Regions from separate parts of the Homo sapiens genome. Here regions 2 and 3 are each linked to region 1. A link is a loop called in an ENCODE intact Hi-C map of the cell type or tissue named here. Cell type or tissue: MCF 10A. All regions are shown on one strand.

Region 1 (8,000 bases):
CTAGCTATATGTTATTTGAAAAATCATAAATGAATGGAAAATACTTTAAGAAAAAGAAAGTGAAAAAATTCCATATGCTATTTAAAGGAAGCACAAAGCAATGTAATAAAGTGTTTTGTTTTAAGTCAGCCATGGACACAGCATACAACTGCAAACAGAGAGAGTAAAAGAGGGTGGGGTGAGGGTCATTGAGAGAGAGACAGAAAGAGAGAAATATAATTAGAATATGTAGGGTTATAATTAAAATATATATTTAATAATAAAACCTTACCTGGAAAATTATAAAACACTATCGAAGGCGATGAAACAAGATCTGAACTAAAGGACGTGTACGCCATGTTCTAAGATGAGCTGAATTGATATAACAAAATTCCAGCTTCCTAAAATCAATATATGCAAGAGCATATTAAGATGTGATCTTACCTGAGTTATTTTGACTCAGGTACCAGTATGAAACATAGCAGATAAACGCCGGAGTACGAAACAAAACTATTATACCCATAATACCCATAATATACAGATTTTACAAAAGGAAAGGAAAACTACTCGTATGTGATTACTGAAACCCTCAAATAGATAAAAATGGCAAAAATGGTCAGGTCTTGGAGTTTGGTAAGGAGATTTCTTTGGGGAGAGCTGAGGCAGTGGCCTATGGGGTCCCCTCTTATCCTCCCTATTGAAAAGACCTATACCAATATTCTAAAACTTGGAAAGTTTTGACACACTCTTCCTGCAGATGAGAGGTACAGATCATTAAAACACCTAAGAAAGAATCAAGAAGTGTTGTTCCAAGCAAAGGGGTTGTGTGAAAGCACCAAGCAAAGAAAGAGAATGGAGAGATCAGCGGCTGCAAGAATTTGGATAGTTTGAGGCACAGAGGGCAAGGCAAGAGTGAGGAGAACGGATATTAGAAAGAGATTCTGGACTTGGATCAAAAATCCAGGAGAATCACAGAACATGTGTGAGTGTCCTCTGAATCTTCCAAGTTTTATTTTTATATGGTATATAACTGCATACATATTTTATGATCTGAATGACTTTTAAAATTATTTTAGTACAAAGGTAATTAGCACTTTTTCAGAGCAAGGTACTTCACTCTGTATGATATATCATAACCCTTTGCAGACGACAGATTGAAAAAATGGGTCTATGTGTTTTTTGTTTTGTTTTGTTTTTCCTTTTGTTTTTTGTTTTGTTTTGTTTTGTTTGTGTTTTTCCCAGCAAAATGTTTCAAAACAATTCACCAACAGGTTGTCTACTTGAAAGAGAAGTGTGCTAAGTAAGTATGATTTTAGGTGTTTGCCAAAAGAGAGGGACAGGAGAGATGCGATAGAAGAAAGAGACAAGTAAGAGTTAATACCTGCAGGACTTCCTCCCAGCAGCTGTTGGGGAGGGCTAGTGATGTACAGCAGCAAAGCAGCTGTTACAAGGAGAGACAGGAAATACAGCAGGGACGATCCTCTCCCCCAGGGCAAACCTCTGCAATGATAGGGTTTCCTCTGAGAAGAGAAATATCCCCTTTCATACTGGAGAGTTAATCAATGAGTTAGAAATGGCCGGCCGGGAGCGGTGGCTCACACCTGTAATCCCAGGACTTTGGGAGGCCAAGGCGGGGGGATTGCTTTAGGTCAGGAGGTGGAGACCAGCCTGGCCAATATGGTGAAACCCCATCTCTACAAAAAATACAAAAAAAGAAAAAAAAAAATTAGCCAGGTATGGTGGCGTATGCCTTAGTCCCAGCTACTTGGGAGGCTGAAGCAGGAGAATCACTGGAACCCGGGAATCAGAGGTTGCAGTGAGGCGAGATCACTCCATTGCACTCCAGCCTGGGGGACAGCACAAGACTGCGTCTCAAAAAATAAATTAAAAAAAACAAAAAACAAAAAAACAAAAAAACAAAACAAAACAAAAAAACAGCTATAGTACATTTGAATTACAGACAGCACCTAACTTTTACTGCAAATGACAGCAGCACAAGGCAGTGAACTAAGAGCTAAAGAATATGTATATAATGGGGATGGGAAAAGGTCACAGAGAAAGAGAGAGAGAGAGACAGAGACAGTAAGGGAGAGAGGGAGAGGGAAAAGAGAGAGGAAATAAAGAGAAAGATCAAGACTTTTTTTTGCTGCATTAAAAGTGTAGAAAACAGCAAATGAGAGGACAACTCACTTTTACATAGTGTAATTAAACTGTAATGAAAATAACATTAATATCCAAGAAAATAATGTGTTTGAGAATGTAAAGGTATCAAAGGGTGTATTTGATTCAAAGAGTATGTATAAAAGGAAACATAGCTAAAAGCTAATTTTGAATGTCTATAGATTTGGGGATAATAAAAATCTAAAAATCAATATAAACTTTAAGAAACTTATACAAGAATGTTCACGGCTTCATTATTTGAAATAGCCAAAAAGTGGGAAAAACTTATGACTGGATTAAAAACAGGATAAACCCATACAATGGACTATTACTTAGCAATAATACATAATGAAGTATTAACACATACTACAACATGGATGAACCTTGAAATCATTTTGCTACATTAAAAAAACAGATTAAAAGACCACATTTTTTACAACTCTGTTTATGTAAAATTTCCAGAATAGGCAAATCTGTAGAGACAGCAAGTAAATTAGTAGTTGCCAGGGTTTAGGGCCAGAGGGAAATGAGGAGTGACTATGAATGGGCACAGGGTATTTGGAAGGAGGTGATGAAAATATTCTTGAGTAAATAATGGTGATGATCGCACAATACTATGAATACGCCTAAAACCATTGAATTATACACTTTAAATGGGTGAATTTTATGATGTTTGAATTAATCCCAATTAAGGTGCTATAAAAAGTAATGTAAGAAGAATTTAAAAGACACTTGCTATACATGCTAAATAGAAGATTCAAGAAAAATGCACAAGCTACATGACTTGACAGTCATACCACTTCCAATAATGAGAAAACACTGGCCATGAAAACTGAAGGCCTACACTTCTATTTCTAGCAATGGCAGTGGGGGTATTTTGGATGAACCCGTAAATAAGAAAAATGTTTTGAATTGATAGGGATGTTTTGAAAAATCAAGTTCTTAATGTCATTAAAGAATTGACAAAATACTAAGAACTATTAAGCTAAGGAAGAAAACAAAAATATAATAGAGAATTAGAGTCAAGATTTTGATGTGAGGCACTAGGATGCTGAAACTACTTTTCCTCTAGAGGAACAGCAGATCCCAACAAACTTGGGTTTAGTATTTAGTTTTTCTATAGAAAGAATGGTAAATAGGATAAAAGGAAAAAGTCTGATAATGTGAAGTGTTAGGAGATAGAGCAACAAGAACATGTCTGGTGAAAGTGAAAATCAGTAAAGTCATTTTGCAAAACAATTGTTGAGTAAGTAAAGACTTACAGCTATACATAACAACACAGATGAATCACTAGTGCAATTTTGGGAAAAAGAAACAAACACAGAGAAATGGGTACATCTATAGTTTAAATTTTCAAAAGACTACAATATTATTTAGTGTTATATACATATTTGTGAAACAATTTTAAAAAGAGCAATCAAGCAAAAAATGCATTTAAACAATTTAGGATAGGGTTACATCTGTAATAGAAGAATTTAGCCACATTCAAATTGATTTACATGGCGAATCATTGATACTTGCTATTTAATAATTAGCAATATATATAACCTAAGGCACACATTACTTGTATTAATGCATGTCTAGCTACATATAGTAATTTACATTATAAATGAATAAATAAACAAGTAAAATGATGACACTGACTGTCTGAAGTACCTGCCAAGTTTCTTGAGTCTTGCAACAACTTTGCCTCCACCCTGCATGTGCACTAGAACAGTTGACTCAGCTCTGGGTTTTTGTCTCATGCTGAGCCACATGAGGCTGGGAGTTAGGAGTCATGTTAACACCAGATACCCATCGAATAGGGAAGTTTATTAACTCTGATCAATAAAATGAGAAGTATCACCTTGTAGTACACCTTTGCATTTTTCTGGTGTTTTAAGCTCTTACTTGGGTTCTGTAAACTGTCTTAGCACCCCCATATTTATTTTTCAAAACATTTATTTTTCAAAATATGAAAAATAAATATCATATATGTGTATACACAAAAAACAAAGATGTAAAAGCAATTCATATATTTGTATACACAAAAAAAGTAAAAGCAATTTGTATACACAAGAGACAAAAATGTAAAAGCAAATGTAAAATAATTGCTTTTACATTTTTGTCTCTTGTGTATACAAATTTATAAAATTTCAGCCCCCTAAAAATCCTAAAGAATCTGTATGCAGTTGATTGTTTAGATTTAGATAAATTCCCTTACTGATTTACATGTCCAACTATAGCATATGATTGTATTACCTTAACTATTTCTCCTTTAGTATAACACCCACTTAAACAATGCCAATTGTTTATTGACATGAAAAATATCCAAATATAATTTAGGCACTATTTACCACCTAAACCTTCTTTGGTCAAGAAAGGGTGGGCTATTTGTTTTGGCAAAATTACCCTAAATGTCAATAAAATTTTGATAGTAAAACCTAACAGGTACATATGTGTTAAACCCAAATGTACTAGGTTTCTGACTTTTATGTGCGTGACACCCATCTTATAGGGACATTTAACATGTTGATTATATCACTCTAGAATATTTGGATTTGATATTCATGTTTAAATAAATCATCAGTAAATTTACCTAGCATGATTTGAGAACGTGTTCAAATCAAACTTTATTAACTATCTTTATTCCAAATATCAATGATTGAATTGATAACATAGAAGTCATTGTGAGAACATGCTCAGTTGTACAGAAATAGAGCCTCATGGTCACTAACCTGAACAAAAACTTTCAAAGGTAAATAAAATGTTGAAATGCAGTATTTAGTTGAATTATAAAGTTTAGCTTTCAAAGCATTGCATTATTCAAGAAGAGAATAGATTATGTTACAGAAAATTGTAGGTGACATTTTAGATTAAGTTGTAATTACATAAATATTCCATCATGGTCAATAAAAGGTAATGTTCAATGCTCATCAGCAAAATATTTTTTACAAAAACAATCTGATTAGTCAGAACTGATGACCTAATGAGTTGGAGCTCTGAGCAATTATCGTCCTGTTGTTGATGGATGTCCTAATGATCCAAGGTTATGCTAAAATTACATTGTAAGAAAACACAATGGGAAATTCCACTGTGCTTTCAGTATATTAAAATGACAGGCAAAATTGCTTTATTTGTAGATATTTGCCTTGTAATATAAGGCTCTATCCTTAATGTATTTGTACAATATAATAATGTATATAAAATGTAAGGCTACTTACTAGAATTAGAGACAAATAGACTACTAATTGGTAATATGGTCATAAATAATACTTTGTTATTTTATCTGAAAATTTAGTTACCAAATTCAAATCTTGCCTCTCTTCCCACAAGTTAACAGTTAACAAGTGCTTGCCCAAAATGTATTAATACACAGCAAGGAAATTTTAAGGTATTTATTTTAATTGTTAGACAATTCACCCTTAGATTATTCTTTATGTTTAGTTAAAACATACTCACAATTTTAAATTTATAGATTTTGTTCTATTCTATTTGACAACATGAGCATAACCTATTTTTCATGCACATGAGTTCCCTGTTGCCTTTTGAAATTATTTTCTCACATATGGTACAACTCCAATTAATTTGTTAGTTATTTTGTCTTACCTTTAAATTATTTTTATCCCCATTATTAATCATCGAATGAACTTCAATTTACTAATATTGAGTTTAATATTTTTGTTATTCCTACATTTATTTTTTTCCCATCTTTCTGTGTTATAAGAAAATGCAGAGACCTTGACGCTTCATGTAACCTATCCGGAGGGAAAGTTCGCTTTTGATTCCAAAGTTGAAGAAATCCTATCAAAACTTAATTCCTCCCTTGAAATTTCACTTCTCTCAAACCCTCTTGACAGAATTACTCATTATTTCAAGCATGACACTCATAAAAGACAGGAGATGAATAACATTCTGTTGATTCAGAACTCCCGATTCCACAGCACCCTCCTGATCTTATGACTCAAGTCAGCAAACTAAATCACTTCATTCCTTGTATTGTTAATATCACACTCACTCCAAAATTGTTTGCTCACAATTTTAATGCCTGGCTTTCAACAGTCATTCTCTATCCTAGGTTTGTTGATGTTTAGAAGGTACAATTGTCTAGGCACACCATTCATTCTCTACTTAACTCTACAAATACCTGGAACTTCCTTTTTTTTTTTTTTTTTTTTTTAGATGGAGTCTCGCTCTTGTCGCCCAGGCTGGAGTGCAGTGGCACCATCTCGGCTCACTGCAACCTCCGCTTCCCGGGTTCAAGCTATTCTCCTGCTTCAACCTCCCGAGTAGCTGAGATTACAGGCGCCCACCACTACGTTGGCTAATTTTTTGTATTTTCAGTAGAGATGGAGTTTTACCGGGTTAGCCACAATGGTTTCGATCTCCTGACCTCGTAATCCGCCTGCCTCAGCCTCCCAAAGTGCTGGGATTACAGGCGTGAGCCACCGCGCCCGGCCAAATACCTAGAACTTCTTAATCCCAAAGATGTTACCCTGTACTCAACTTTAGCTAACCATCATTTATACCCAAAACAGTACTCAAGATCATAAAAATCAAACACATCTGTGAGTAAGATCCTCAACTTACACGCCTTTTACCCATCCCAACAATTTCTGTCCATTGGGTTTTCTTACATTGTGTTTTCTCCATATATACATCTGCCTTTTAACCTTGACTTTGGCCTAATCTTTTGATATTTCTGTTTATTTTGTAATCTCTAGGCAACCTCTTTCTTCTTTTACTTGTTTTTCTAGACTACCATTAGTCAAACATAATTTTCTCCCACCACAATTTTCTTCTCTTTTGTACTATTATTTCAAAATATCAACCAAGCAAAACAATAGCTTTGATTACAACACTAAGGAGTGCTATCATATAATATTTTTATACTATAAAAAGTATGTATGGTATAGTTTTTCATATAAAGTGTTATATATAAGGTTTATATATGGTATATAAAGTTTCATATATAGTTTTAACTATATATAGTATAGATTTTATACTCAAAAAACTAAAAAATGCTACAGAATAGTATACATCATGTCTAGTAATGGCAAAACAGTTTCAAGGACTTCATATTCAGCTAGATAATCTACACTGCTGAACATCCTTTAATTTTTATTTTGTCCATGTACCCAGAGAGCTGAGATATCAGGGCAGCCACCCACCCTGATATTAAAGATATGTACCTCTAGGGAGAGATGGGGACATCAATACTGATTCACATGGGGACAAACATGAGAGGAAGAGAGGCTGTCATGTGAGCAACTAGAAATAATTCAGTAAATTTGTATTTACTTATTTATTTTTACCAAATTACCAGAAGCTAAATATAAGCAACAATGAGATCACAGAACCCCAGGGAGTTGCAGGCAAAAGTGAAGTTGGCATCCAGTCATGTACTCTTCTCTATGGATCGTCACATGGTAGAGTCAGCCCTCTGTACTTGCCAATGCAGAACCTGTGGATACAGATGGCCAACTTTTCAATCATGGTTGAATCTGCAGATGCAGGAACCTGCTGATACTGAGGGCTTACTAGGAGACTTGGACATCCATAGATTTTGTCATCTGTGGGGGTCCTGGAGCCAACTTTCCCTGGCTGAGAATCCAAGAGATGACTGTACTTACAGCAAAAGATTAGAGAAAGCTACTCTCTATAATAAAAGTTTGAAGGAAAGAGTGGATACCATAATGAGAAAAATAAGATATCTTACATATATTCTTCTACTAGTAGAATACAGATCAAAAATTTTAGTTTTGATGGGGAAGGAAAGAAAACTTTACCACCTCCAGGAACGAAAAAGAGAACAGGGAAGAAAAATATCTACCCCTGGGTAAGAAAAAGTATATCATATTGAGTAGATACCATTAGAGATA
Region 2 (8,000 bases), 210 kb after region 1:
GAGAACTTCAGGGGTCATACCGTGAGGACAGTCAAGCCGCCTTAGGGAGTGGTCCATGTGAAGAAGAACAGAGGCTTCATGCCAGCAGCCACTGGTTGAACCCTATAGAAAGCAGTTGCTTCAACCCCACTCAAGACCTAAGAAAACTGTAGGCCTGGCAAGCTGTGATATAGTTTTTAAAATGCTATCTGAACCATTTTGAGACCCTAGCTAGTGTCCAGTCAGTTGTTCTTGAGAGAGTAAGTCCAAATCCCAAACAACTCCCTTCTTGGGCTCTCACAATCTGTGCCACTATACCTCAACCCTAATCACTCAGGGCCAAGTACCAGGAAATCAGGAACAGTCCCTCTGACCAGAGCCCATTGAACATACTCAAGCCGCCTGATCACAAGCCTGCTTACCCTGCCTGGCCTGCTCCTTCCTCCAGAAAGAACAATAAGGACTTTTGCCCACCAATCCCCTTTCTCCCTCTGCCTCATGACCAATGCCCAGTGCTTTCTGTGAACAGCACTGCATGGCCTGCTATTTCTCCCCAGTGAGCTGTGAGTATAGCAGAACTGTAGGACTCCCTCCAGTTTCTCCCTCTGTCTTTCTAAATTATTACTATTATTTAGAGATTGTCTCACTCTGTTGCCCAGGCTGGAGTGCAGTGGCCTGATCATAGCTAACTGTAGCCTCTAACTTTTGGGCTCAAGGGATCTCCCCACCTCAGCTTCCTCAGCAGCTGGGGCTACAGGTGCACACTACCATGACCAGATAATTTTTTAAAAATATTTCTTATGGATGAGGTTTCACTATGTTGCACAGGCTGGTCTTGAACTCCTGGGCTCATGCAATCCTCCCACCTCAGCCTCCCAAAGTGTTCACACCTTATCCATCATGCTCAGCTGTTTCTCTTTTTCGATCTACATCTGGCCTCATCATATCCCACACAAGGTAATATGGTTAAAATACAGACATCTTGGCTATAACCCTCTGAGCGACCCAGACCAGAACCATTCAGTTAATTAAGCTGCTTTGATTGATAATGATTAGAAATTGTGTGAAAAAATAAACTTCTGTTTCTTTTCAGCTAGCAAGTTTGGTGACAATTTGTTATGCAGCAATAGATGACTAATATCCAAAATAACATTCTTCAAAATTGGCCTGAAAGCTAATTTTCTCCTCTCTCTATCCCTCTTTGTCTCTTATATATAATACATATGCGAAGTATGTATCAAATTTCACAAGTATCATATATACATATATTTGCTAGGCAGACAAGTATATCTGGCAGGATAATTATGCCTGTAATTCACAGTAAATTGTAAAAATTATATCTTTGAAAATGATTCCTCTATACATGTGCTTCATAGATTTTTATATAATTAAAACATTTGACCTTAATTTGATTCCACCACTATTCAATTCAGTGAGTTAACTGAGTGGAAAGTATGTGCCTAAAATTCTGGCTGGAACTGATGGGAAGACAAAAGAAGGACAGTGCCCAATTTCTGTCTCCAAGGACAGAATGGTTTAATTAGCTCATTCTTAATATTGTATTGGTAAACCTGATAAAAATGCAAATTTTTATGCCCCGATCAAAACTCTATTTCAGAAAGGATCTGTAATGGATATATAGATATTCGGCTTTTAAAAATGCTCCCAGAAAAATTTTGGGTCCTAGAAAGTTCTTTGAAAAACTGCTCTAATATAAGCTGCATATAGAATTGTTACTTTATGAGGTTTTTTTTTTTTTTTTTTGGAGACAGAGTCTTGCTTAGTCGCCCAGGCTGGAGTGCAGAGGTGCGATCTCGGCTCACTGCAACCTCTGCCTCCCAGGTTCACGCAATTCTCCTGCCTCAGCCTCCTGAGTAGCTGGGACTACAGGCGCCCGCCACTACGCCCGGCTAATTTTTTTGTATTTTTAGTAGAGACGGGGTTTCACTGTGTTAGCCAGAATGGTCTCAATCTCCTGACCTCGTGATCCACCCATCTCGGCCTCCCAAAGTGCTGGGATTACAGGTGTGAGCCACCGTGCCCGGCACTTTATGAGTTGTTTTTTTTTTTTTTAAGATCTAAAGAAGCAACTTAATATATCACTGAATATGCTTAAAAACAAATAGCATCATCTACAATGTAGCGGCACAGCTGCAGATAGGTAGTAAAGAAACCTGTGTTCTGGTCCAGCAGGCCTTCTTTCTCTCTCACACATCGAGCTCAGATTCTTCACCAGTACAATGAAGGAACTGCGCTGCATGTTTCCTTCAAATATTCTCGGTCTTTAAAATTAGACAAGTTCAGAAAGCAAGTTGGTAGACACTGGAATACTATTTTTGTCACACTATCTTAAGTTATGATATTTTCGATTCCAAATTCCTCTTTCTCAGTTCTATGGTACACAAAATTGAGTTAATCACGTATCATTCACATGATTGTTAAAAAGGCTAAATGAAATAAAGTATGTAAAATTGCTTTTAAAGTGCAACAACCCTTAAAGCTCTGTAATGAGAAACGTACCTGCCTCTTCTCATTTAAGCTTCTCAACTACTCTATACAGTTAGTAATATTGTAAATCCATTTTACAGAGGAGGACACCTATATTCAGAAAAGGTAAGTAACTGGCCCAATACCTCCCAGAAACTTACAATATAATCTCAAAGCTTGGATTCAAACTCAGGATCATCTCATCCCAAAATCCAGCATGTAACCATAAACCTATGAGAATTGCCTGGAAGTAAGCCCAGGACAACACACAGTAGGTAACTCAGAGTAAAGCCATTACAGGGAGGGAATCATCCTTTATCCTTCGACTTCAGTATTTCCTTAGCTTCTCTGCTGATACTAACCACTTGATGTACCTGCCAAGAACATCAAATTCTAGACTTGATCCCAGGCCAAGCAGTCCACATTTCCAGCTCAGGAACTATTAAGATTTTGTGATTTTTAGCATCAGGACTTTGGAAAACATGGTTCTGTTCACTTCTTTTCTATGTATTATTTTTAAAACGGTTACCAAAGAGGATGACTTTCATCTTGCATTTTGAGTTTGACTGAATCCTATGACAAAAAGCTCTGGCCCACAGTGACGCATATACCAACAGTATGCCTTGTTCTTTCATACTGATCTTTTTCAGTGGCCTGCTTTGCAGCCAGCTGCAGGAAAATGGCTCAGTCTCATCCCCAAGGGCTCCTAGAGAAATAGCCAAACTACTACATTCTTTGTTTTTGAATTTCCTCATTGTCTATAGGAAGTCTCTGGCTAGCTGTGCTGGAAACTCTGGAAGCAGGTCAGCAAGAGAGGTTCCAGCATTCCTTTCTGCAGTAGTCAGCCAGCTTGCTTTGTGCCTGGCTGGACTCCAGGTATTAGAACAGAAGGAGTGAACCTCTGAAAAAATGCAAACATTCTAGTGATTTCTTACAACATTTGAGTTTCTACCTATTTTCCCAGCTTCTGAGTCATTAACAATCTTCCATCCTCATCAAATTAGATGTGCTCTTGAAAATACTGGAATCAGTATATAGATGAACCTTCAAAGCCATTTAAATATGATGAAGTAATGATTAAAATACAGAAAAAATGAAGTAATAATTCATGCCTTTTGTGCCTTTTCTATCCACAGATTATAAGCTCCATTTGGCGAAGAATATTTTTTCCCCTTGGGGTTTTTCAGCGTCTTCCACAGTGCGTTATTGAGCACTCAGTGAATATTTATTGAATTAAGGAAATAAAACTTAATACATAACTGCAGGAATAAATAAGATTGCTTGAATACATGACCAGTCCTTGACCGTTCCAGACTGAGAGGAGTTATAGTAGTAGATAACTTAAAAGAAAAGATAGTATTTTTTTTCCCAGCATTAAAATGGAAAGTTGAATTCCTGGGGTGCTGAACTAGCATATGCAAAATCAGGAAATTTATTTTCATGCAGCCAGCTCACAATCAGAAGTCAAAACCTTGCCGTTTATGATTTGAATCCATTTTATTTGGCATTCACAGAGTTTTCAAAACAAGTTAAGCCATTAGAAAAATCAGATAATTTCCCATACAAGTTCAGATTTCTGGCTTTCTTTGCAAAATCAGATTATCTCGTGACATGGGTCCTTACGTTCCACATGACAACAAGCACCTGGCTGGCTTCACCCACATAAATTACCTACCTCCCATCTCTATCAAACTTTACGTCTTTGAATCTGAAACAAAATTATGTTCTATTTTAAGTAGCTAGCCAATTATTATTATTATTATTTTCATTATTATTATTATTATTTTAATTGACAGGTAAGGCCAGGCACAGTGGTTCACGCCTGTAATCTCAGAACTTTGGGAGGCTGAGGCAGGCAGATTACCTGAGATCGGGAGTTTGATACCAGCCTGGCCAACATGGCAAAACCCTGTCTCTATTAAAAATACAAAAATTAGCCAAGTGTGGTGGCCACTGGGGAGGCTGAGGCAGAGAATCACTTGAACCTGGGAGGCAGAGGTTGCAGTGAGCTGAGATCGTGCCATTGCTCTCCAGCCTGGGCAACAGTGTGAGACTTTGTCTCAAAAAAAAAAAAATTAGAAAAATAAAATAAAATAAATTGACAGGTAAAATTGTAAGTATCATGTAAAATATCATGTTTTGAAGTATATGTAGATTACAGTTTGACTAAATCTAATTAACCTATGCATCACTTATAGTTATTATTTTTGTGATGATATCAGTATGTCAAAGAGACACTGATATATATCTCTGCACTGCTATGTTAATTACAGCTCTATTCATAATAGCCAAGCTATGGAATCAACCTAAGTGTCCATCAATAGATGAGTGGATAAAGAAAATGTGGTACATATACACAGTGGAATATTATTTAGCCATTTGCAACAATATCTATGAACTTGGAGGACATTATGTTAAGTGAAATAAGCCAGGCACAGAAAGACAACTACTGCATGAACTCACTCACATGTGGATTTTTTACAAATTGATCTCATAAAACTAGACTGTGGTGGTTATCAGGGGCTCAGTTATTGGTGGGGGCAGCAGGTTTAGGGCGATGTTGGTAGCTGGCAGTATTTTAAAAGGTTATCTAATGGTGATTTGTTAATTTTGCAGGATCATAATGGAATTTAAAAATACAGGCTTCTTATATTTCCTTCCTCACTCTACCTTCAAGTAGGGTTTTGGATCTCATATCTCGTACTTTTAACAAGTAATTCTAGGTGATTCTTCTAATTAGGTAAATTTAATACATTCTACAAAAGGAATAATTTTCAGGGGATAAGAAAGAGGAGTCAGCCTGTTCACATAAAGCGTGGGCATTTTTGAACCTTTCCTCCCCCCCAACCTTTCACTATCCCACCATACCTCAACCTCCCACACCTCAACTACTCACCACCAAATACACTGCTTTTATGTGCTTCCCTGGGGGTGCATGGCTCTCTGGTTTGTGTCATTTTATAATAGATACTTTTAAGGTATAAGCCAGCTCTCTCTTCCTAAGATGATTGATATCTCGAACCCACGAATGTCAGCCCCTGTAGCAGTATTTGAACTATATGACCCTGAACTGCTTTCCATTGCTGCTGGAGTCATGATGAAACGCTGACTCTGCTAGGAAATCATCTTTTCCGAGAATTTGGATTTGAGGTTCAAAAAAGACAATTGATTTCTGCCCGATGGTGGAGTCAAAGTGATATAAACTTGTGCTGAAGGATAGCCATGTTGAGTTGTATCACCATGAAGGAGAAGGTGAAATTGATTCTCAGAAAAAGAGAAGGAAGTAAATGCTCAGGAGCAGAGGGAGAAGTCTCCCTGCCTCACATGGATGGAAAAAGGAAACTTTTAGTGGCTTTCCAGCAAGGAAGCCTACTGAGGAAATATGATACTGGCTAGATCTGAGTAAGATACAGGTGCTGATGGCGGGTTAGTGGCCAACACTCTACAGAGGAACCTGTCACTTCTGCTCTACAGCTAAACTCTCACTTCTGGGCAACAAACTCCTCTGCTAACTGCCATTTAATCAACTTGCCCCCCAAAATACAACTTTCATTGTTTCTAGGTTGTATTCATTTTTTTCTCTTTTCTGTTTTATAAATCTTATTTGCCTTTATTGCTTGACTCTAATATCTCACTTCCTCACATGTGAATAAATAATTTAAAGGCAAGACTATTAAACGTTCTGCAAAATAGCTACATACATGTTTCTGAGTTATTCTGCAACACCAGTTCCTAATCCTAATCAGTCCTTATGCTTCTGCCAGCCTGAGAATGTTTCTGTTATGTAGCCAAACAAACCCTCAGGCACAGGTGTGTGTGGCAAGGAGAAAAGAATGAGAATTATGTTCGAACAGTGACTCTCAAAATTTGTTAGGCACTTGAACATTTTAAGGTACAGAATACCAGGTTACACACTGAGATTCTTAATCCATAAGGCTGAGACAGATTTGATAATTGACATTTTTAATAGCACCATGAACTTTCTGATACTGGTAGTCTAAGAACTGTAATTTGAAAAACACTGTTCCAGTGGAAATAAATCTGATAGTAAAGGTAATTGGGGTGCATGATATGTACAGGGGTTGTGGGTAAAATGACATTCTCTTATTAACATCAGAAGGGCATTTCTGATAACCCAAAAAGACACATCATTCCAAATATTATTTGGTAGTAATTAGTTTACTGCCAATTATGCCTGTAGGCATAGCTCAAGTTTTTATAAGAGCTGAGACAGCTAGGTTTAGAAGTATTTTAGGTCAAATGAAGAAAAATGGAGCCAGTAGCTGGTAAACAACAAAAAGTCATCTGTGAATAAATTAGAGAAAGCTAGTGTCTTAGTCTGTCCTTGCTGCTATAATGAAATACCACAGATAAAGTAATTTATACATAGCAGAAATTTATTTCTCAGAGTTCTCAAGGCAGGAAATTCCAGGATCAAGGTGCCAGAAGATTCTGTGTCTGGGGAGGGCTTACTCTCTGCTTCCAAGATGATATCTCTTGCTGAATCCTCACATAATGGAAGAGGCAATAAAGAAATGAACACTGTGTCCTCATGTGGAGGAAGAGATGGAAGGTGCTATGGTCTCAACGTGTTCCCCCAAATCCAAGTGTTGGAAACGTATTCCCCAATGCAACAGTGTTAGGAGGTGTGGCCAAATGAGAAACCTGTTTAGTTCATGAAGAATGGATTAATGCTCTATAAAAAGGGCTGGTGGGAGTGGATTCTCTCTTTCTCCTCCTTTTCTGCCATGTGAAGATATAATGTCCTTCATCTCTGGAGGCTGCAGCTTTCAGGTGCCATCTTTGCAGTAGAGAAACTGGGCCCTAATCTGCCAGCACCTTGACCTTGGACTTCCTAGCCTCCAAAACTGTGAGGAAATAAATTTCCATTCATTATAAATTACCCAGGGTCAGGTATTCTGTTATATAAGCACAACATAGACTGAGACCAAAAGGCCAAAAGGAAACTAGGGCACCTTTTTTTTAAGGCACCTCTTTTATACGGCACTAATGTCATTCATGAGAAGAGGACTTCCCAAACGGCTCCACCTCTTAATACTACCAATTTGGTTCCAACATGTAAATTTTGGAGGGACACATACATTTTAGCCATAACGGCTGGCTCTAGAACAAACTGCAAATAGGTAATTGGCAAGTCAGGGGGACAATTTAGGAATTGATTTGAACTACCAACAATTAGCACATAATCAATTTTTAGAGTCAGTGGGATGGGTCAGAGTTTCTCATTCTCAGCAGTACTGACTTTCTAGTCTGCATAATTCTTTGACTTGTGAGGCAGGAGGAGAGGAGAAGTTGTCCTGTTCATTGCAGGCTATTTAGTAGCATCCTGACCTCTATTCACTAGATTCCAGCAGTCCCTCCCACTAACCGAGACCAACATTGAAATTTCTCCAGACATTGCCAAATGTCCTGTTGAGAAACACTGGTGTAAGGATACCAGGCCAGGGGAAAGGGAGGGTGGAAGAGCCCTGGAGAAAACATCTTATGATCCCTTTGCAAGTTTTACTTTGTTT
Region 3 (8,000 bases), 51 kb before region 1:
TTGAATTTGGAAATTAACTAGCCTAAAAGGGCAAGTGAAGCAGCATCTGTAGTCCTTTCATGCTGCGAGCCCATCCAATGGGCACTCAGATACTTTGGGGGAAATCTCTAAAGGCCTGGTGATGCAGCTTTGGCTTTATGACCACACTGTGGACCTTCAAAACCCTGGAAAATATGGTAGTTAGAATACCCTGGCTGCTAAGGAAACTTACACTCCGAAGCGGAATAGCTGAACCAAGTGAGTGAGTTTTCAGAAATCAGGTGCTGAGCTCCTGCCTGCCAGGGTGGTCATGGGAATGCCCTCCCCTCCCAGATAAGAGCATAGTCCTGCAGGGAGCCACACAGCAGAGGCTGCAGGGATGCCGATGACAGAGCAAAAGGGCTTTGGGGAAAGGCCTTTCTCAGGGGACACAGCTTTTCAAAGTAAAGATGTGGGGATAGTTGGAGGATTTTTTGTTGTTGTTGTTAATTATACTTTAAGTTCCGGGATACATGTGCAGAGCACACAGGTTTGTTACATAGGTATACACGTGCCATGGTGGTTTGCTGCACCCATCAACCCATCATCTACATTAGGTATTTCTCCTTATGCTATCCCTCCCCTAGCCCCACACCCCCTGACAGGCCCCCGTGTGTGATGTTCCCCTCCTTGTGTCCATGTGTTCTCATTGTTCAACTCTCACTTATGAGTGAGAACATGCACTGCTTGGTTTTCTGTTCCTGTGTTAGTTTGCAGAGAATGATCGTTTCCAACTTCATCCATGTCCCTGAAAAGAACATGAACGCATCCTTTTTTATGGCTACATAGTATTCCACGGTGCCACATTTTCTTAATCCAGTCTATCATTGATGGGCATTTGGGTTGGTTCCAAGTCTTTACTATTGTGAACAGTGCTGCAGTAAACATACGTGTGCATATGTCTTTATAGTAGCATGATTTATAAAACTCTGGGCATATACCCAGTAATGGGATTCCTGGATCAAATGGTATTTCTAGTTCTAGATCCTTGAGGAATCACCACACTGTCTTCCACAATGGTTGAACTAATTTACACTCCCACCAACTGTGTAAAACCATTCATATTTCTCCACATCCTCTCCAGCATCTGTGGTTTCCTGACTTTTCAATGATCGTCATTCTAATTGGTATGAGATGCTATCTCATTAAGACCTACACCCATAAAAACTCTAGAAGAAAACCTAGGCAACACCATTCAGGACATAGGCATGGGCAAAGACTTCATGACTAAAACACCAAAAGCAATGGCAACAAAAGCCACAATTGATAAATGGGATCTAATTAAACTAAAGAGCTTCTGCACAGCAAAAGAAACTATCATCAGAGTGAAGAGGCACCCGACAGAATTTTGCCTGTTTCTTTTCATTATGTATTCATGTTGTATGCATAGATATTTTTTCTGAAAGGACATGTAAAAACAGAAGAATAGCAATGAATAGTGTGTCCATTTTATGACATCCTATGATTTGCCAAAGCAGCAGTTGTTTATTCTCTGTGCAAGTACAGACAATACACTAAATAATTAACGGAAAACATTTTTATTTTGCCTAATTCACATTTTTATCTAGAAAATACAAATTAAGATGGAAATGTTTTTAAAGTCTAACATATCAAAATTAAACCACATCATGTGACTCTAACTCCTGTTTATCACTAAAAACATAAAAAACCTTCATGCCAAAATTTAGTGACAAGTGAAATAAAAGAAAAACACATTTTATGTGTACCTATTAAAAACAATATGCACTAATAAAATCTTAGATTAGAATAAAATAGGTATAAGAGGCCAGGCATGGTGGTGCATGCCAGTAATCCCAGCGCTTCGGGAAGTTGAGGTTGGAGGAATTCTTGTGCGCAGGAATTCAAGACCAGCCTGGACAATATAGCAAGACTCAGTTTCTACAAAAATATGATAATAATAATAATAATAGCTGGATGTTCTGGTGCATGCCTGTAGTCTCAGCTACTTGGGAGTCTGGGGTGGGAGGACCGCTTGAGCCCAGGAGGATGAGGCTGCAGTGAGTGATGGTCACAGCATAAATAGAGCAAAGGCAAAGCAAAAAAAAGCAGGGGTTCCAGTCCTGGTCTCTGATAAAGCAGACTTTAAACCTCCAAAGATCAAAAAAGACAAAGAAGGGCATTACATAAGGGTAAAGGGATCAATGCAACAAGAAGAGCTAACTATCCTCAATATATATAAGCACCCAATACAGGAGCACCCAGATTAATAAAGCAAGTTTTAGAGACCTACAGAGAGACTTAGGCACCCACATAATAATAGTAGGAGACTTTAACACCCCACTGTCAATATTAGACAGATCAGTCAGAAAATTAATATAATCAGAGAAGAAGTCACAATATTGTCTTAGAGAAAAAGAAAGATGTTACCCTTATGTATTTATTTATATTTTTCATCCAGAGAAGTAAGTTTAACACAAATCTAAGTTGAGATTTTACTTTTTTTTCTAATTTAATTTTATTAAATATATTTATTTAAGAGGAGAAAGAAACCACTAAGCTGAAATTAACTGATTTTCCCATCCTGGTATGAAGTCAGACACAAACTCTTCACTAAGTGTTATGAAGGCAAAATAGTTCCAATAATATCATCATTTTAATTGTGCAACATCAAACATTGATTTGAGATTGCAGTTGATTTTCCTTCTTCCAAAAATGTTCAACTATCATCATCAAATGTTACAGTATAGTTGATTTTCAATATGATGAATAATATATAACATTCCTGAGAGTGCACTATGTATGAGATTATATTCTAAGCACCTTTTATATATTAATGTAATATGCACAATGATCTATGAGGAAAATAATATTAAAATCCATATTTTATAGATTTAAAAGCAATGTCTAAAAGTTATAAATGGTAAGGGAGCTGAGATTTAAACTTTATCAGATGTTTCAGTTCTTCTTTATGTGTTTTACCATTAACCATATGGATTCTCTATTACGATTATTGTTATTTTTGGCCAAAAGCAAAATAAATAAATGCGCCTTTTTTTAAAGTTCCAATTCTCCTTAAGGTCTAGATAGTAAATTTTTTTTCCACTTGACTTTTAGAAACAGCTTATTATTAGTCATTTTATCTTAACGAAATTTTATTCAGATTGTTCTCATTTTCTGTGAAAGAATAGAAAGCAAGATAAAAAGTGGTTCAGATATTAATTGCACACTTAAAAATTACCAAACTGCAGATGTAGAGGAAAGAATTGTCAAAAACAGATGGCAGGATAAATTGAGCCCACAGGCTCGGTTTGCCAATCTCTGAGTTAAACTAATGAATCATGGGCGGGTGATAAATGCAGGTAATTTATTTCCGTATTCGTTAATAACGTGTTTACACAAAGTTAAAGAAAAGTATGAAGAGTTAATCTGAAGAATCTTACTATGAATTTTGCTCTGTCTACTGATTGTCATGTAGATGTGCTTTATTTATTCATTAAGTCACCCACCTGGGCATTTATTGTTGTGCCTACTGAGTTTCATACATGTTTTTACTTTGGTATACTGTAAAATCAGCCACCATCATATGTGTTTTAAATTTGCACTTAGATTACTGAAATAACTGAACAGCATTTGGTTATAAACATAATACCTTTATATCCTTGAATGTTCATTGGAGGAAGAGGTGGGGAGAGGTATAACATCATTGTAATTAGAATTACTAGATGCCTAGATTAAAAATTGACAAGACAAAATAAATAATAAATTGACCCTGTAGGAGAATTCATTTCATAGTCAAGGGAAATACATTTAATAATAGATCCTTATGAATAGCTTATAGCCCACAGATGATTTACTTTGCTTTTAGCCATTTTTGTAATTTACCAGGATTTCCTACTTTATGCCCTCCATCTTGTGTGTTTTTTTCTCCTTCCCATTTCTTTGCTCTCTCACAACATCCAACCATCATTTTTTTCTCTCATCCCTGCTGTTAACTAAGTTTCTATCCTCCACTCCTTCATGCAAGTAAAATCCTCTTGCATCTTCTCTCTCCTTTTAACTTTAAAACGTAGACATTGTAATACTTACAGGTAGAGCTTGGTCTTTTGTAGAATGCAAACTGGAAATTACAAAAATATTGTTCAGTTCAATTGCTAACCTATATCAATAATTACATAAAGGGTTCATCTTGGATTCAGAAATTTATTATAAAATGGCATAATTTCTTTTCCTGAGACCTAAATCCTTTTTATGTCTTTCAACAATTAATCACATTAAATTTATGAAGTAAATATAATATGCCATGTATATATACATTTATCAGTGCTTAGTGTGGTTACATTTTCTAACATCCTTTGAATGTCTCACTGTGACTAATTCTTACATCAGAATCTAATATGGGCAGTGACTCATGGAGACAATAGGAGAGGAGTCAAGGGACTGATTTTGATCAGTTGGTGGTTTAAAGCCCTAAGATGGTATTTGTATATTTCATCACTGCCACCTACCAACACCAAGGGAAAGGGGATTGCCATTATAACCCTCTTTGACATAAAATTTTCATGGATCTCTTTATCCTATTCAATTAAACAGTCTGTTGATAATAAGATAAGGTTTGGAAGAGATGGAAAAAGAAGCTTCTCATGTTCAAATATTTCCAGCTAAAAGTCTCAAAATGTTGTAAGACTGGAAGTGACCTTAGCGACATCATCCTTTCTGCTTCTTTTGCCAATGAGAAACTAAAATATGCAGGCTAACTCTTTTGTTCACAGCCATACTGTTCTTTGATGAGAGAACTGAGTCTTGGACCTAGTCTTCCAAATTCTTATACAAAATAGAGCAGGGAGGAGCTCTGAAAGTGCTTTGTATATATTGGGGCAGTCTATTTTCTGCAGTAAACATACTAAAGGAAGGCATTCTTTGGATAGTGTTAAAAATACCAGTCCCACTCTTTAAGAGATTATTGTGGAAACATAAGGAAGGACTGCCCACACATGGTAAATCAGTCTCCTTTCTGAATACTAACACAAGTGATCTGAAAACAGTGTGGATGTCACTCTTGGTATTCAGCCTCCTTTAGAAAATGTAAACCTTGAAAGAGCAAGGAAAGGCATTGCCATAGCAATTTTAAGATTTTACCTGCTGGTTTCCTGCCATATTCTTTGAAAAATGAGCTCAGAGCTAATCAGAGTAGTCCTCAGGGGCATGTAGGAATAAAATCTGTGCCTAAATGAAAATCTAGGAATAAATAATGAAGAATTATATTCCCAAGATACTCCCATTGTAGAAAACTGCTGTGGAAACCTAGCTATATAATACTGGAAAACAAAAATGTAATGAATTTTGTGTAGATCAGAAAGTAACAAAACGTGAACACAAACATCTTGTAGATTTCTTGTTTGAAATAAAATTTCCATTCATTTCTTACCAAGCATTACTACTTCAGTTTCAATATTCTTGCTTCTCCCTTTGTAAATTATATTTAAATCAGTGAAATTAATTTAAATACACAACAGCTTCTTTGTAAACAGCTAAGTTGAATTATTTTTTCAGTAAAAAAAAAGAAGTAACTAATTTTAATTATTAAATAGTTGTGTTAGGAGTAAAAAGGCTTATTGGAATAAAGAAAAATAAAATAAAGTGAAATGATTGTGTTGTTTTTAAGAGTTTATTTTGCAGCAGTTGCTTACATCAAAGTATTTTAAAAATAAAAAAAATCATTAAAATAAAAACTGGCCCATTCATATGGAGAGGAAATTTTCCAAGCAGTATTAATTCTATAGCCCAAATTCACAAAATATTCTCCATCTTTTCCCTAAAAATGGTATTAAAATGCTTTCTACATTTAACAGTGTTTGTTAACATGCTTGTTTTATTTCAGAATGGTATATGAATGGTTCATTTATTTATATTTTTATAAACTCAGAGAGACATTTTGGTGTGAAAGGTAGATCCTAGAGAAGTAAAAATGTCTAATTCTCTTATTACCCACCATGATCCTGGAGCTAGAAGAGTGTAATTTTATTCTTCCCTTCAATTACTTCTCACACTTGCTTGTTAATGGCTTCCAGGCTCTGCCAGCACACTTGGAATTACTGACTATAACAAAGATGATAGTCATATTTGTTGGGTAAACAATAAACAAACAAACAAACAAACAAACAATAATACCAGTTGAAGAAGGGGACATATTTGAAAATACCTTAAGTGACAATTAAAATTAACTATAATCAATTTTGCATGAAACCTTTGTGACTCCAAAGACTGTCTTGTTTTGTTTTGTTTTCTTATCTCATGTGGATTTAGAAAGAGAAAATAAGCAAACCTATTACTCTCAGAGGGTACAGTGAGTTGTAATAGGGAGCAGGTGACAGTTCTGATTAGGCTGGCAAACATTTCCTGACCTGAGCAGGTCTTTAACCTTTCTGCTTCTTTAGGACAATAGGTGAAATGGATCAGAAAGTAAAATGTTTACTTAAATATCTATAATGTATTCAAATTTTTAGGCAGAGTCTCCACAGATATGCATATATAGTCAGTAACTCCTATCTGAATATTATGATTATATCCAAGTAATAATCTTCATAAGATATCTAGAATGTTTCCTTTCTTTCATATTTTAAGAACCCTTGTGGCTTTTCCTTTTTAACACTTAAAAGATTTTTTACCATGTAACAGTTCATCACTAAATTTCATGAAACCAAACTTCTTAATAGATACATTGAGGGAGAAAGTCTTTATTTCTCCACTAAGGTCAATAGATTTTCTACTACAATATAAAAAGTTGCTAATATATTTATGCACTTAAGATATTTTGTGTTTAAAGTTAATGTTAGAAGTTGACTTCAACTTGTCATTGTCTTAGCATATGTGAAGCAGAATTGGGAACAGGGAAAATTCCATTATAAAAAAAGCTCTTGATTAATACACATAAAGTCATAAAAATGCATCATGATTCTTATTATCCATGGAAAGTATGCTTTCTGGGAAACAAATTAGTTCGTAATATCTTTCAAAAATTATGAAGTGTGCTCAGAGACATATTAAAAAATCTGACAGTAAAATGAAATATATTTAATGAAGCATATCATGGATGTTAAACTGAAAGCCATACCAGCTTCATTGTTGTTGGAGGCAATAGCTGCCTGATGTTTGGATATTAATTCCCAGTAAAGCTGGCATTCTGAAGTAAAGAAGAATGTTAAAGAATCTTAGATGCATCTCTGATGATATGCTTATTAGTCCACTTACTCTATTTGAGATAGATTGATTATACTTTCCGTTTGGAATCTATTTAGTTTATGTATTTGATTGCTAGAAGTTGATTTTTGCATACCTGCCACACAAATTCTTAGATAGGCTGGTGGAAAAAAATCATCAGAAATGTTGCATCAGATTAATTTCCTCCTTCTTACTGTATAGGCTATATAGTCAGTCTAGTGACAATTGTTTGGTCTGCAAACACAGACATTTAACAGCTGTTCAGTGTAAGAAAATGTTCAAGCTTAAACTTGATCATGAAAACAAAGAAACGTAAATTTGAAAAAAAAAAAGGAAAGGGGTCATTGTGAAATTAAAACACAAGTGAAGACTGGATGCATTCAGTGATAGCCATTTATTTTAGTGGAAATATTTATTTTAATGTACAGTTTTTGATTATCATTTTTTCCTAAAAGGAATTTGATTTTTACTTTACATAGAAGAAAAAAAAATTAGAGGATGAGTTAAAATGTCAGTTGTATATTCTGAATGCAGTTAGTTTACAGTTAAAGAAGGAAGGAGGGAGAAAAGGAAGGAAAGAGACATCTGGAATTCAAGTTTTTGCAAACCATCACCTTGCAGTCCTCTGTCTCAATCTTTTGGTTACGGGTTATTGTGTTTGTGATGATCATGTGGAGAGATGGGGTGGGCTCAACATCAGTTCCATCTTTTACTACTTCGTGATCTTTTCAGGTTGACTCATCTTTCTCTGTCTCATTTACCAGCAATCCAAAGTGAGACAATAATAGTACATGTCCTATGTG

What was found. Hi-C counts contacts between places; a loop is a spot of excess contacts. Peaks named below come from ENCODE experiments on the same cell type or tissue, not always from the same donor. Only the 100,000 strongest peaks of a DNase experiment are listed, where the experiment ranks them.
Region 2: it touches region 1 in a loop (6-fold over the local background); 4 of 110 quality-filtered maps call a loop at or near these places.
Region 3: it touches region 1 in a loop (6-fold over the local background); 3 of 110 quality-filtered maps call a loop at or near these places.

Annotation. Positions count from the first base shown.
Region 1 is chr18:67,729,140-67,737,139 of GRCh38, reverse strand. The region is part of intron 1 of DSEL-AS1 (DSEL antisense RNA 1); the gene reads right to left. All of the region lies in intron 1 of LOC105372173 (a long non-coding RNA gene), which reads left to right. Among named protein-coding and RNA genes, the nearest start is that of LINC01903, 82 kb to the left of the region's middle. In MCF 10A, no CTCF peak of the experiment used is centred here; DNase peaks (open chromatin) are centred at 3,849 and 6,039.
Region 2 is chr18:67,520,728-67,528,727 of GRCh38, reverse strand. The region is part of intron 1 of DSEL-AS1 (DSEL antisense RNA 1); the gene reads right to left. Among named protein-coding and RNA genes, the nearest start is that of DSEL, 8.0 kb to the right of the region's middle. In MCF 10A, no CTCF peak of the experiment used is centred here; DNase peaks (open chromatin) are centred at 3,297 and 7,887.
Region 3 is chr18:67,780,157-67,788,156 of GRCh38, reverse strand. The region is part of intron 1 of DSEL-AS1 (DSEL antisense RNA 1); the gene reads right to left. LOC105372172 (a long non-coding RNA gene) reads right to left here. Exons shown (of 4, transcript XR_007066404.1): 3 at 7,812-7,993; 4 at 5,740-6,075. Among named protein-coding and RNA genes, the nearest start is that of LINC01903, 31 kb to the left of the region's middle. In MCF 10A, no CTCF peak of the experiment used is centred here; a DNase peak (open chromatin) is centred at 4,396.